Regions from separate parts of the Mus musculus genome. Here region 1 is linked to region 2. A link is a contact called in ENCODE Hi-C or POLR2A ChIA-PET data. All regions are on one chromosome and are shown on one strand. The core of a region is the stretch at or near the end of the contact, and the rest is flanking DNA. Distances in the headings are between cores, read along the strand shown.

Evidence for each region. Hi-C counts contacts between places; a loop is a spot of excess contacts on that map. ChIA-PET counts read pairs that join two places held with the same protein, here RNA polymerase II (POLR2A).
Region 1: a loop to region 2 is called in a map of left cerebral cortex, with 5 times the contacts of the local background. The contact joins the promoter of Nfatc3 here to the promoter of Ddx28 in region 2. A Hi-C loop is called at or near these places in 1 of 37 maps with a recorded cell type or tissue (left cerebral cortex). POLR2A ChIA-PET finds 5 or more read pairs at or near these places in 3 of 5 experiments (Patski and embryonic stem cell).

Annotation. Positions count from the first base shown.
Region 1 is chr8:106,055,346-106,062,859 of GRCm38, forward strand. Nfatc3 (nuclear factor of activated T cells, cytoplasmic, calcineurin dependent 3) reads left to right here and starts at 4,245. Exons shown (of 10, transcript NM_010901.3): 1 at 4,245-4,648. The coding sequence starts at 4,546.
Region 2 is chr8:106,007,789-106,014,386 of GRCm38, forward strand. It overlaps Ddx28 (DEAD box helicase 28), which reads right to left and starts at 3,698. Exons shown (of 1, transcript NM_028038.3): 1 at 1,828-3,698. The coding sequence starts at 3,636. The coding sequence ends at 2,014. It overlaps Dus2 (dihydrouridine synthase 2), which reads left to right and starts at 3,690. Exons shown (of 16, transcript NM_025518.4): 1 at 3,690-3,790.

The sequences.
Region 1 (7,514 bases), core at 2,995-5,494, 48 kb after region 2:
ATGATGTCTGCTTTGACCAGATCTCATCGACCTGCTCAAGATCTGGGACTGACTGAAAGGCCTAGTCAAGCCTGAAGGCATTGTCTCTCCCTGTCTGCTCTCAGAATAATTCACTTAAGAGTTCCCAACCCCGTCCTAGGAGAGAAGTAGTAGTACCCACCCATTCATATCCTTGATTGCAGCGCTCTCCTTAGCCTGACTTATTGTGGGGGGGTGTTCTCTTTTGTCTTGAGATAGTTTCTTGTGCAGTCTGAGCTAGCCTTGAACTATATGCATTTCTTGTTTATTGATTACTCTGTTGGGGGAGGCATCTGGATATCAGAGGGTGAGTTTGGAAAATCATTCCTTTCCTTCCATCTTTATGGCAGGCACTCTTGTAATGGACCTACATCCCCAGTGACAATTATTGTTGTTTTTATTCTGTGGTGTTTTGTTACGTAGCCCTGGCTGGCTATGTAGACCAGGCTGGCTTCCAACTTGCAGCCGCCCCCCCCCCCCCACGTGTTGGGCTTACAAACATGTACCAGCACACTCTGCCTAGAATACATGGTTTACTTTCCATGAGGAGGAGGAAGGTTGGAGAAGTTGGTGGCGATTACAAAGTTACAGAAGGAAGCTTGCCGTGGGGAAAGATAAGGGGGAATCTGAGGCTGTGACTCCCACAGGCTTTAGTCCTCCCAGGTGCTGCTCCTTTCAGGACTCTGGTCTTGGAAACTGCTCCCTGGACCAAGTGCAAACCCCTAGTCCAGCAGAAGACAGAGTGAGTGATGGCCTGGGTTCTCAGTACTCCTTGCTGACTTTAGCAGCTAATGTTTTGAGGTTAGAATTGGCTGGTTTTAACTTAGCCATCCAAACTGGAGCTGCTTCAGGCAGTCCGTTTCTCTATGGCAAGCATTGGCACAGAGGTAGAGAGCAGGCACAGTAAACTAAGAGTTTGGAAGGGGTGTGTGTGTGTGTGTGTGTGTGTGTGTGTGTGTGTGTGTGTGTGTGTGTGTGTAGTGGAAGGGGAGAGGGTATATGGCACAGAGAGAAAGAATTTCTAAACTTGAAGGTTCCTGGCTTTCCCTAATATGAAACAAGGGACGGGGTTGGGCTAAGCTGTACCACTCCATGGTCCTGAGGCATAGAAGAAGCCTTCGCAGTAGAGCCTCAAGGCTAGGCCTATGGCAACAGAAAGTGTCTCTTGATTCTCAAGCCTGGGCCATCATTTACACAGGAGGGGCAAAGAGTCTGTAGACTCGGTGGTCTCTGTCTACTCTGAGGTTCTGTCTACTCTACTTCCCACCAGGCTCCCCTGAGACATCTGCAGTTGGAGTAGATGGTGAGCAAGAGCTTTAGGGGAAAGAAACCTCGGCCCTAGCTGGGGAAACGGTGAAAGGAGTATGCATGTTGGGGGAGGTGTGTGTGTGTAGGTGTAGGTGTGTGTGTGTGGTGGGGGGACCTTCATGGCCTATAGGCATCTAGTTGCTGAGTTCTTCCTTGTCTCTCTTTCTTCCTCCTTCCCTCTCCCCTTCCCTTCCTCTTGCCCAACACAGTCCATGCTGCCTTTCTTACCAAAATAGTAACTCATTTCCTACAACTGGTTCTTTCCTCTGCTGAGCCTTTAACACCTAAACCAGAAGCCTTTCCTGCAGCCTGGCCCTTTTCTAGATAGTCTCCAGCACTCAATGTCTGGGGGAAAAAAGATGCTGAACATTTAATAAATGGTGGATTTTTCTGTGGTCCCTTATGAAGTTTAGGAATTGACAGACCATGGTCTACATTCTGCATCCCTGGTCAGATTTATATTTTTATTTTTTTAAAAGATTTATCTGACTTTATGCACATGAATGTTTTGTCTACTTGTATATATGTGTACTATATGTGTGCCTTGTGCCTGTAAAGCCAGAAGGCAGCACCAGACACCCTGGGAGTTACAGATGGTTGTGAGTCACCATGTCAGTGCTGGGAACCAGATCCAGATCCTCTGGAAGAACAGCAAATGCTCGGGCTCTCCAGCTCTGCTATCTCGCCAGCTCTGCGGCCTCTACTTTAGCGCAATTCACCTGTTTCAGGTGAAGTCATACCTGGGGAGGGGTGGGAGACTGGGTCCTCGATCTCAATCTAAATTACAAGCATGCATCTACAGACTGGAGCTGAAGTTGCTTTAAGTTTTATGGGAACGGGGAAGTAAGCTGGCTAAATGTTGGGGACCTTATAGGAAAACGGGACCGTGGGAACTAGTTGGTAAGCCTATAGTCTGTCTCGGCTGCAGGTGGGATGTAGCCTTTGGTCTCCTAGTTTCCAATTCAAGCTTTCTAAGTTAGCCCATCTGAAGACAGGATAGCTTGTTGTGAAGTTTTTTTTTTTTTTTTTTTACCCACTTAATAGGTTAAGTCCTTCACTTTTTGTTTTAAGGAAGGATCTCCTGTCCCTAAGCTGTCCTCACACTCACTATGTAAGATGATGATGGGGGCCCGAGCATGGTGGCACACGCCTTTAATCCCAGCACTCGGGAGGCAGAGGCAGGTGGATTTCTGAGTTCGAGGCCAGCCTGGTCTACAGAATGAGTTCCAGGACAGCCTGGACTACACAGAGAAACTCTGTTTCAGGAAAAAAAAAGAAGAAGAAGAAGGAGGAGGAGGAGGAGATGATGAGCTCCTGATCTTGGCCTCTGCCATGTGAGTGCTGGCACTCCAGCCATGTGCCATTAAGTCTGACTGCCTCCTCTTCCTGCTGATCTGAATGCCCTTAGCCAAGTGTTCTATAGAGAAGTGACTATTATAGTCTCCAGCTTAGCATCACCCAGTGACCATGCCCACTCATACAGCATCACCTTTGGTTTCTGATCATTGGTCCTTCCATGGAACAAGCTTTGCTCGTCTTTTGCTTGGATCTCCAGTTTCTACTACTCCTGTAGCGTGTGGGTGGGTGTTCAATGTCCTCAGAGCTCCTATCACAGCTCTAATCTCTTTGCACAGTAATTATATATTTGCTATTCCTCTCTCTCTCAACCCTGATGGGAGACTATCTCTGTATCTCTGTGTCCCTCATAAGTACTGGTAAAGCCCTGAGCAGGAATAAACCAGTCCAAGATGAATGGCTCACGAGCTCAGAACATTCCTTGCTCTTCTGACCCTAGGCTTAGCCGGGGTCCCCCTGAGGCTCACTTAGTAGCCCAGGAATCACTGAGATGCAGAGATCTTTGCAAGGAGCTTGTGCTTGCTCCATTCTCCCAGGGGCTTTTGTGAGTAGTATCAGACTTGCTGTCGTGGAGGAGGTGGTCACTGGCTTCTCCCAACTCCTTCTCTTAATCATGCGCTAAGTAAACAAGACTGAGTCCCCAGACTCCAAGGGATGGTGTCTTGGGCCATCTCATGTCTCACCGGGGAAGGCAGACTCTTTGAGGTGAAACCAAGATTGAAAGCCGGTTCTTTTTGACAGCGTCACTTCCTATATGTGGGCTTTCCTTGCTCGGGTGTCACAATGCCTTAGTCTCACGGTTATGTACTAAGATGCAGAGGCCAAGAAGGGTACTTTTCTCTGTGTCTGCTCAACTTCCGTCAAGGACCAGACCTGGTCCCTCTGATTTAGGTGAGGCCTAGCTAGAATGCATGGCATCCTCTCCGGGCCGGCTTGAGGGGACAAAGGCACAGCCACTGAGACGGGGCCCCACCCCAGAAGGGTGGCTCTGAATCGACTCCAGACTTGTCTCGCAAGGTTTTCTTCGGCTCCACCCTAACCTACCCAAAAGTTCGAACCAATCCCTGGCCCTCTCCAAGTTACGCCATCGAAGTTGGTATGGAGGGATGCGGGGGATGAGTGGTAACTTTTGAGGTGGTCTAACGAACGTATCCACTCTAAACTCAGCTATAAGTGAAAAGTACCTCTGTGGGGCCAAATATCCGGACACCTATAACCCTGGCGCTCTGCTACCCACTTCCTCGACATGAGCTCCGCCCGATGAGGGGGAAAAAGATAGTCTCCAATTGGCCTACGTGGGTTCCCAATCTAATTAGACAGCGCTATTGGCCCTACCCTGGTCTTGGTTTAGAAACTGCGGAAGAAAGAGAGTTTTAACTACAACTTCCGAGAGGGAGCAGGGCTCTGGCGCTTCTTGCTCACGTGACTTCCTCCTCGCAGAGGACTCACGCGATAGGTCGGTGAGGAGGCGGGGCCCGTGGCTGTCAGCGGGGCCAGCGGCCTATGGGCTGCCCCGTCGGGCGGGAGCGCGGCGAGGGGCGGGGCTGGGCGCGCTGCAGGGCGCGGGAGCGCGCCGGCGGCGGTGGCGGCAGTGGCGGCGACTGTGGGGGTGGGGGGCGGGGAGCCTTGGTTGAGGCGACCGTGGCTTTTCTGCACCCTCGACCGGCGGCGGTGACGGCTCCCGGTGCGGCGGGGCGCTCGGCCAGCTTTCTAGGTCGGAACGGAACGCTCGGCCTCGCGGGCCCCGCCCGGAAAGTTTGCAGTGGAGCCGCGACCTCCTGGCCGGCGCGGCCCAGCATGAAGCGGCGCTGAGGAGCCGCCGCGGCCGCCTGAGGAGGAGGCGCTGCACCCCGGGCCACGCCGATGACTACTGCAAACTGTGGCGCCCACGACGAGCTCGACTTCAAACTCGTCTTCGGCGAGGACGGGGCACCAGCGCCGGTGTCCCAGGTCTCGCGGCCTGCAGGTGGGTGCCGGGCCGGCCGGGACTGTGGAGCGTGCCCTCGCCGCGCTCCCGCCAGCTCGCCTTCCCCTCGGTCCCCCTGGTGCGTGCGGGTGGCGAGGAAAGCCCGATTTAATTTGAGGAGGAGAAGGAGGCGTGTGGTTCGGGGCGACGTGGAAGTGTCTTGGCTGCGAGCGAACTAGTAGGGAACTCGACTCCGAGAGGCCAGTGGCCGGCGGACGCCCGGGCTTTGGAGGCAGAGGTTGTTGGGGCCAAAGCCCCAAGAGGTTTCTGGTTGTCGTAGCTGTGCCAGCGTGGTGCAGAGGAAATGTCTCCGAGAAGTGTAAGCGCACTTCGCTGTCTTTAGGCTAGTTGTAAAATTCTTTATTTGAAAGATGCGTGTTTTCAAATTCCACTTTAAAAAAAAATCTACTTTGCTAGAAGAGCGAGTTCGAGTTAGTGTCCACTTGTGTAAATTTATATTCCATCCACGCTTAGTTTCAAGTATACTATAACGGACCTTTCTGAAAACTGGGTTGTTTTGCTTGGGCAAAGTGTTTCTGGAGATTAAAAAACAAAAACAAAAAAACAAGATACGTTGCCTTTTAAAATTACAGTTCTCCTAGAATGTTCTAGAAGGCATTTTTTAATAATTTTAAAAAAAAAAGCTCTTCTCAGAAGATGTTTTAAAAGATAAGTTGGGAAAGCTGGACACCATAATGCTTGCGGGTCAAACCAGTCAGTAAATAGAAACAGGATGATGACTGGGGACTTAACTCTCTCCTGTGACCTGGTTTGGAATAGTGTGGTTCGTTAAGTTCAGCTTCCCTATTACATATGCAAGAGAACTTAGAAAAAGAAGATGGATAAGAGTATTCATGTTTATTCTTTCCAGTATTAAGTGAATTATTTAAATTTTTTCATAGTATTGTGAGGGCTAATACATTGTTTTCTCAGCGTTGCATTGAATCTCTAGGTGGTACAATACCTTTTAGTTCCTTTTCAGCCTTCGTATACTGTTTTCAACGTAATAAATATAAAGTTAAGAGTTGACTGTAGAGCCGGGGCGTGGTGACGCACGCCTTTAATCCCAGCACTCGGGAGGCCGAGGCAGGCGGATTTCAGAGTGAGTTCCAGGACAGCCAGGGCTACACAGAGAAACCCTGTCTCAAAAAACCAAAACCAAACAAACAAAAAACAAAACAAAACAAAAAACCCAGTTGACTGTATTCATTTCCAGTCCCATTAGCATTATTTTAATCAGCCTTAATGTCGAAGATACTAGTGGATACTCACTGGGTAGTGTATACTGATGCAGGCTCCTGCTCCTGATGAAAATTGGGAAACAGATGAGACACAGCTCAAACAGCTATTACTCGGCAAACTAAATTGTCATAAATTTTATATATAAAATAGAAAAATGGGGTTTATGGAGCTGATGGCATTGAGTTGCACTTAGGTTATGGAAATTGAAAAAATAAAACAACTTGTTTGAGTGAATTTGTAGAAAACAAGTTTGCAATTGGATTTGTAGTTGAAATTCCCAAAGATAAGCATGAACAGTTTTGCCAGAAGCCGACTTTAAAACGTTCTGGGCGGTTTTCTCGCCCCCCCCCCAACCCCACCTTTTGTTTTTTCTATCATTTCTTTTTTAGAGTCTAGTTCTGTCAGGTCTGCCGCCTCATCTTCCAAGTGCTGGTATTGGTGGCCATGTGCCACCATAATCAGTGGTCATTTTCTTAAGGATATTTGTTTTCCATTATGGTGGAAATCATATGAAAAAGTAAAACTTTATGCTTTTGTATTTTACTGAGACAATGTTTCAGTATGTATCACAGGCCAGCTTAGAACTGTCCATGTATCCCAGGCTGGCCTCAGAATGGAGATACGCCTCCTGCTTCAGCCTTTGAGACTACTGGGGTTACTGATGTAAAACACCGTACTCGGCTATTTTATTCAACACAGTTGTGGTTTTATGAGTAAATACCACTTACGTTTTGAACCACGACTCGTTTTTCATGGTAGTTAGCATTGTTTTGGTTCTTTGGCTGATTGGTCAGTTCCACAAAATAGCAGATTTTGGAAATTTTGGCCTATATTAGTTCTATGTTTCTCTGAAGGTTTGAGAGTACTTAGAGCACATTGAGGTTTCCATGCATTGAAAATATTTTTGAAAACTTCTTTGTGGAAATTAAAAATGGTGTCACATACCTTGAATCCCAGTACTTGGGAAGCAGAGGTAGGTGGAGATCTCTGTGAGTTCTGTGCCAGACTGGTGGTCTACATAGAGAGTTCCAGAATAGCCTGTCAATATATTTTTTTAAAACAAACTATTTTGTTTTTCCTTAGTATCTAACTTCAAAATGACCATATACCCCAGTAAATAGAAACTTTAGAAGCATTAATATAGTGCCAGACAAAGTATTTACTATAACCAGTGTTTGTGTGTTTCTAATCTATACTTCAGAGGAAGTAGAGGCAGGCAGACCACAAGTTTGAGGCCAATATGATTTATGTAGGACATTCCAGAACTATGTGGTGAGACCATGCTCAAAAAACCAAACACAATAAACAATGAAACTCACCTATGTATAGTGCATTCCATTATTATAAAGAGCAGCTTCCAATACTCTGGTGTTCTGTTTACATCTCTCTCTTTAGTTTGCTGTTAAGATAATCATGATCTGGCAATTCAGTTTTCTGTGTGTGTGAACACATAGTGTGTAAGTTACAGCTCATCTTCGGGTGTCATCCTGGGTAAAGCTGCCAGTCTCTTCATTTTTAAGGCAGTGTCTTCATTGGCCCGGAGCTTTCTATTTAGGCCAGATGTAGTTGTCTAGTGAGCCCTGGGGATCTTCCTGTCTCTGCCTCCCCGGTGCTGCCATTACAA
Region 2 (6,598 bases), core at 2,448-4,947:
GCAGCAGGGCTGCAGGGGTACATAATGAGAACCTGTCTCAAAAAAACAAAACAAAACAAAACAAAAAAACAAAAACAAAAGAATAAAAAAACAAAAAACCCCAACAACTTAAAACTGAAAAGACAAAACCCAAAAATAGGCTCCTTCTACCCTTGCCAAATTTAAACAATGAAATCTCTGGGAACTGGTGAGATGGCTCAGCGGGTAAGAGCACTGACTGCTCTTCCGAAGGTCCTGAGTTCAAATTCCAACAATCACATGGTGGCTCACAACCACCTTTAATGAGATCTGACGCCCTCTTCTGGTCTGTCTGAAGACAGCAACAGTGTACTTATAGTAATAAATAAATCTTTGGGCTGGAGTGAGTGAACCACATGAAGGCTCACAACCATCTGTTCAGCTACAGTGTACTCATATACATAAAATATTTTTTTTTAAAAAAGGAATCTCTGGACTTATCCAAGGTCACACAGATAATGTATTTGCTTTTAGAAAAATTCTTTTTCACATTTACTTTTTGTTTGTGTGCCTCTGTGTGTGCCCATGCTGCACAAGATGGTGTTGAGGTCAGAGGACAACTTGAGGTAGTCAGTTATCTCCTTCCCCCATGTGGGTTCGGGAAAGGAACTTGGGTTGTCAGACTTGATGCCAGGTGCCATAATCCATTTAGTCACTTCATGGGACCCTGAATCAGTGTTTTTTGGTTTTTTGTTTTCCCAGCAACACTACAGCTTCGTATTATTCATGATGGGATTTCAGATTTATAGCTGACAGAAACATGACGATAAGCTCATCATATTTACAAGTGTTGTAGGTGATTATATTTAAAGTTAGGAGGATGTTAAAAGTGTTGGAAGGGAAAACAGGTCTTGCTAGTGACATTACAGAGTGGGATTGGCAGGATATTTTTGTAGAAATAGTATTTTGTAGAAAACACACTCCTGGCACAGAGACATAAAACCAATGGGCAACCCTTTCCCTTTCCTTTTCAAAACACACAGGCTTGGAGATGCAGCGGTAGAACACTTGACCAACAAGCTTGAGGTCATGGGGTCAAACTGCCAGTATGGTAAAACAACCATGACAAAAAGAAGCAACAGCAGCAACAATAAAAACCAAACAAGGACTTAGATTGATGGCCCAGAAGGTAAGAGCGCATACTTGCAGAGGACCAGAGTGTGGTTTCCAGCACCTGCCTGGGGACAGTCACAATTGCATGTAACTCCAGCTTCAAGGGACCTCACTCACTCTCTTAAGTTCTGAAAGTGCCTGTTTCATGTGCACTTAAGCACACGTACATACCACACATAGACAACTTCAAAATCAATCTAAAAGAAAAAAAAATCAAAGCAACTTAACCCAAGCCAACAAAATCCTACATATGGTAGAGTGTAAGTCATAAAAATCTACTGAACTCTATTCAAATGGTGGTTACTATTATAGGTGCCCCCCAAAAAATAGTATTAGCTAAGTGAACTCAGAGATCCACCTGTGTCTACCCCCTGAGTACTGGATTAAAGGCATGTGACACCACTACCAGGAAAGGGACCCTGTCTTTAAAAAAGAAAGGAAGATTACTAGAGACCAAGTCCATTATGTGATATACAGTGCCAACTTGTTTCAAAACACACAGATAAATCACTTTTTAAAACTCCTAAGAGGTCCACTGAGATAGCACAGTGGGTAAAGGCACTTGTCAAGCAAGTGGGATGATCTCAAGTTAGATCCCTGGAACACACAGAAAGGTGGAAAGAGAATCCTGACTACACAAAACTGCCCTCTGACCTCCACACACACATACAATGAGAAGAAAAAGAAATCATGACATAGTGTAAAGTCAAAATCCACTTTATTTTCTGAACGTTACTTTCCAATCCTGTCCAGTAGTTTACTTTTCAAATCTCCAAACAATTCATCATGCTTTCAGAGAGGCAAGGGCTGGCGTGACTCAATGTCGCCCACTGACAAGTGTTCAACTTCCTGCTCTAGCACTAGATTCAAGCCAACCAAAAATCAGGCCTTTTGAGGCAAAGGGTCCCCCACTGAAGATGCTAGTCCTGGAAGGCTTCTCCTTCGGCGAGCTGCCAGTTCAATTTTCTGAACCAGGCTCACATCCCAGGGGTGGGTCACAAAACTGATAACGGACCCTGGCACTTCGCTGCCCACACGACCCACCCTTCCTGCTCTGTGGATGTAATCCTGCAGGGTAGGGGGGAAATCGTAATTGATAACCACTTCCACGTGGACACTGTCTAGGCCTCGGGAGGCGATGTCTGTGCAGACAAGTATGTTCTGGGAGCCCTTCTGGAAACTCTGGAAGATACCTGCCCTCATTGAGGCCGGCATTTGCCCTTGCAGCCTTAGATGTTGAATCTTGTGGTCATCCAGAATGTACCCAAGCCAGTTCACGGTGCTGGCGCTGTTGCAGAATACCAGGACAGTTCCCGAGGGTTCCGTCTTACTTGCTTTGTCCTGCTGTTTGAGGATCTGAACCAGTTCTGTCACCTTGTCTGCTCCCTTCAGTCTCATAAATGTCTGTCTGACATGAGGCATGAGACAGTGCAGCTTGGAGCTGGTAATGGTGGTCAGACTGTCTGGACTGGTGACTTTACTCAGTAACTGGTTTAGGCCTTCTGGAAACGTGGCTCCCACCAGCACTAACTGGGCTTTGGGATTAAAGGGGTCTTCTAACTCGGCTGGACTTTCTGCTATAGGGCTCTTTTCCAAGATGTAGTCCACCAGTTCCAGGAAGCTTTCATCTAGCAGTGTGTCTACTTCATCTAGCACTATGAAGTTAAGATGCTGTAAGCTGATCAGTTGACTTTTCAGAGCCTTCCACAGCGCCCCTGGAGTAGCCACTAACACATCGGCTGCCGGTCGTCTATACAGCTGAAGTTTGAGCCTACTCATCCCGAGGCCTCCGCCAAGTTCTATCACCTGCAGGCCCAAGTACCCACCCAGTGACTGGGCCACTGCCTGCACCTGTTCGGCTAGTTCTCGGGAAGGTACCAGAACCAAGCCTCGAGGAGCCGTGAAACTGCGGGAGTCCAGGTCTGACCCTCTCAGGAGCCGCTGAAATAGGGGCAGTAGGTAGCTAAGCGTCTTGCCACTGCCAGTTTCCGCAGCGCAAAGGAGGTGGCGGCCTCGAAGCAGTGGGGGGATGGTTTTCGACTGCACTGAGGTTGGCTGCACAACTTCGGGGACAGCCTCCTGAAGCGCCAGCAGCACTCGGGGTTCCAGACCCAGGTCCACGAAGCTGCCCCGGGACGAGAGGTTCCTCAGGGCGGGCGCCTCTTGCTGCACTCGCTCTATGGAGAAATGGTCTTGCCGCGATCGCCGATGCTTCCAGCCACGGGAAGCCAGTGGCGCTCGCTCCCAACGGCCCAGCGTGAGGCGTGCGGGCTGGTTCAACTCCGGCCGCCGCGCCGAGACCAGCAGGGGACCGGGGCGCACTAGCACTGGCCGCTGCAAACTCCCACGGCCGCTCTGTCGCTGTTCCTGCCGTCGCTGCAGAGCCCGCGGAACGCGCACCACTGGCAAGGACTGGTCGGAACCGCGCACCACTAGGTTCCGTCGAGGCTCCAGAAGCAACCGTACTGCTAACGCCAGCAGCCGCGATGGCCCGGCTAAAGCCATATTTCCCTTGATGCAGAAGAGGCGCGCGCTAATGACGTCAAGCACGCCACCGTAGTCTGGAGTACGGTGGCTGGCGCGGATCAGGGTGGCGTGTGGCGCTGCAGCACCGGCTGGAAGGAGGGAGGAGGATCCTTAAGAGTTCAGTGGCTGCGAGGTCTGTAGGTTTCCACCCGGCATGGCGATGTCCAGATTGGAGTCATCTTTGGGGAAGGGTACTCGGTGGAGGCAGGAATGGGAGTCCGCAGTAGGAGGGGGCCATGGGTCCCTGGCTCAAGGAATCGAGTGAGGATGGCCTCTGTCATTTGAGTGCTTAATTTCTGATAGTCTTAACTTGTGGTCTTCATTGCCTCGCTCAGTCATCCCATAGAACTCCAAAGGTACAAAGTTCGACGATGTTTTCGTAGATATGCAATCCACTCAAAGCCTGGGTGATGCAAGTTTGCTGAGACTGAATGAATGGTAGGCCAGGGGACTGAGACAGAAGTTGGGAGTCTGGGTTTAAGCTCAACCCAGTTCTTTAGTTTAGAACCCAGAGTGCATGCTGGTGGCCTTCAGCTTATTTCGTCTTTGAAGTTAGAGAGATGGTCTCCGTTCTTTCAGGTGTAGTTTCTCAGGTTTTTTTTTTTTACACTTTGACCCTACCTCTCCAGGCAAGTTTCACCCTCCTTTCCTTGTCGTCGCCCCCCCCCCCCCCCCATGCATCTCAGCCTGGACCCATCACTCTAGCGGTCTGCTCATAGCCACTGGCTTCTCAGGCAGATTCCGAATTGCCTGACTAGAAGTAGAAAGAAGGGTCCCGTTACCCTCCTGGAGTGATGAAACTTATCTCACATAGCACCGGTCAAGCAGACTACTTGACATGAATTTAGTGGTTCAGGTTATTAAACGTTTAATTTTTTTTTTTTACTTCATACTTTTTGAACATATCTGAAAAAATGGGCATCAAGTGTCTGGAGTGGGAGATAAGGTCAATGTTTGTGGATTGATTACCTGGGAGGTTCCTAACGTCTGGAGAAAGTGTTTTAATTTCATTCATGGGCTGGTGAGTTGGCTCAGTGGGTAAGAGCACCCGACCGCTCTTCCGAAGGTCCGGAGTTCAAATCCCAGCAACCACATGGTGGCTCACAACCATCTGTAACAAGATCTGACTCCCTCTTCTGGAGTGTCTGAAGACAGCTACAGTGTACTTACATATAATAAATAAATAAATCTAAAAAAAAAAAAAGTTTAATTTCATTCATTAGAGCTGGCCCTCCATATTTATAGGTGGACCTCTGTGGAATTTTCCACTGTAGAGTGAGAATATTCATGAAAAAAAATGTGTCTGTACTAAATATGTATAGACATTTTTCTTTAATGTTACTCCCTAACAATACAGTATAACAAGTATATACATCATGTTTATATTGCATTAGTCATAAGCAGTTTGCAGATGATTTAAATCATGTGGGAGAGCGTTGGGGCATAGCTTTGTGATAAAGTGCTTGCCTATTAGCGTTTGTGAAGTCCTGAATTCAATTCCCCCCTAAAATCAAAAGTACCTAGGAATTTTATGTAGGAGCTTGAGTATCCTCAGATTTTGGTATCTTTGAGGTTCCTAGAACTCCTAATAACTACCTATTGATGACTTTACCATTACATAGATTAAAATTTAGTTGAGTGTGGTGGCAAATGCTGTGAATTCCAGCACTTAAAATTCAGAGGCGCCGGGCGTGGTGGCGCACGCCTTTAATCCCAGCACTTGGGAGGCAGAGGCAGGTGGATTTCTGAGTTTGTGGCCAGCCTGGTCTACAAAGTGAGCTCCAGGACAGCCAGGGCTACACAGAGAAACCCTGTCTCAACCGCCCCCCCCCTCCAAAAAAAAAAAAAAAAAGTCAGAGGCAGGTAGATCTCTGAGTTGGAGGCCGGCCTGGTCTGTATAGCATGTTCCAGTCAACCTGTACTGTAATAGCAAGACCCACCTTAAAAAAAAAACAAACATAGGACATAGGTTATTTAATTTTATTTTTCTTCTTTATTGTAGTGAGGATGCAGGCCAGGGCCTGTGCATTGGTAATAGTCAAGTGCCTTACTAGTAAGCTACAGTCCTGATGCTTGATTGTTGCCCCCGACCCTGTGCTTTCTTTCTTCATGGACCCCTGGCTAGCTTAGAGCTCACCATGCCCAGCCCCAGGCCCAGCCCCAGCCCCAACCCCTGACTTTTTATTTATTTATTTATTTATTTATTTATATGTAAATACACTGTAGCTGACTTCAGACACTCCAGAAAAGGGCGTCAGATCTCATTACAGATGGTTGTGAGCCACCATATGGTTGCTGGGATTTGAACCCATGACCTTTGGAAGAGCAGTCAGTGCTCTTACCTGCTGAGTCATCTCACCAGCCCAACCCCTGACTTTCTTTTTGTTTCCACAGTCTCTCCCTTCGAAATATTTCTAGAACTGCTTACCAACCTCGTTGAATCGCTGTCATCTCTCAAGTTGATTTACTGAGTTGCCTTTGAGTTGATCTCCCTGCTGTCTGTCCATCCGTTCCTCCATCCGTCTGGGTGCAAGTCCCCTCATGACCCCTTCCCCTGTTTGCTGTTAATACAGTAGTCAGTGTGATCCTCTGACAACATGAGTGAGCTCCTGCTACTTCCCCACTTATAACCCTTTACAGGGTCACTTTTTGAAGAGCCAACAGAGTCTTAAGACTCAAAGACCTGCATGATCTGAGTACTGCCCCATATCATCTAACTGCTGCTCCTAAAACATTGGTCTTCCACAATTTTCCCTGTTGTGTAGTTTATATTATCCTCTTTACGACTCCTCCAACATACCAGATTAACTTCTGCCTTGGGTCTTTCTCCCTGGCTATCGCCTCTGTTGAGCGTTCTTCTAGATCCCTACTTGGTTAATTCACATCTCTGTTTAAGTCGTATCTTTTTAATTGAAGCATACCTCAGCTTCTCTATTAAAAA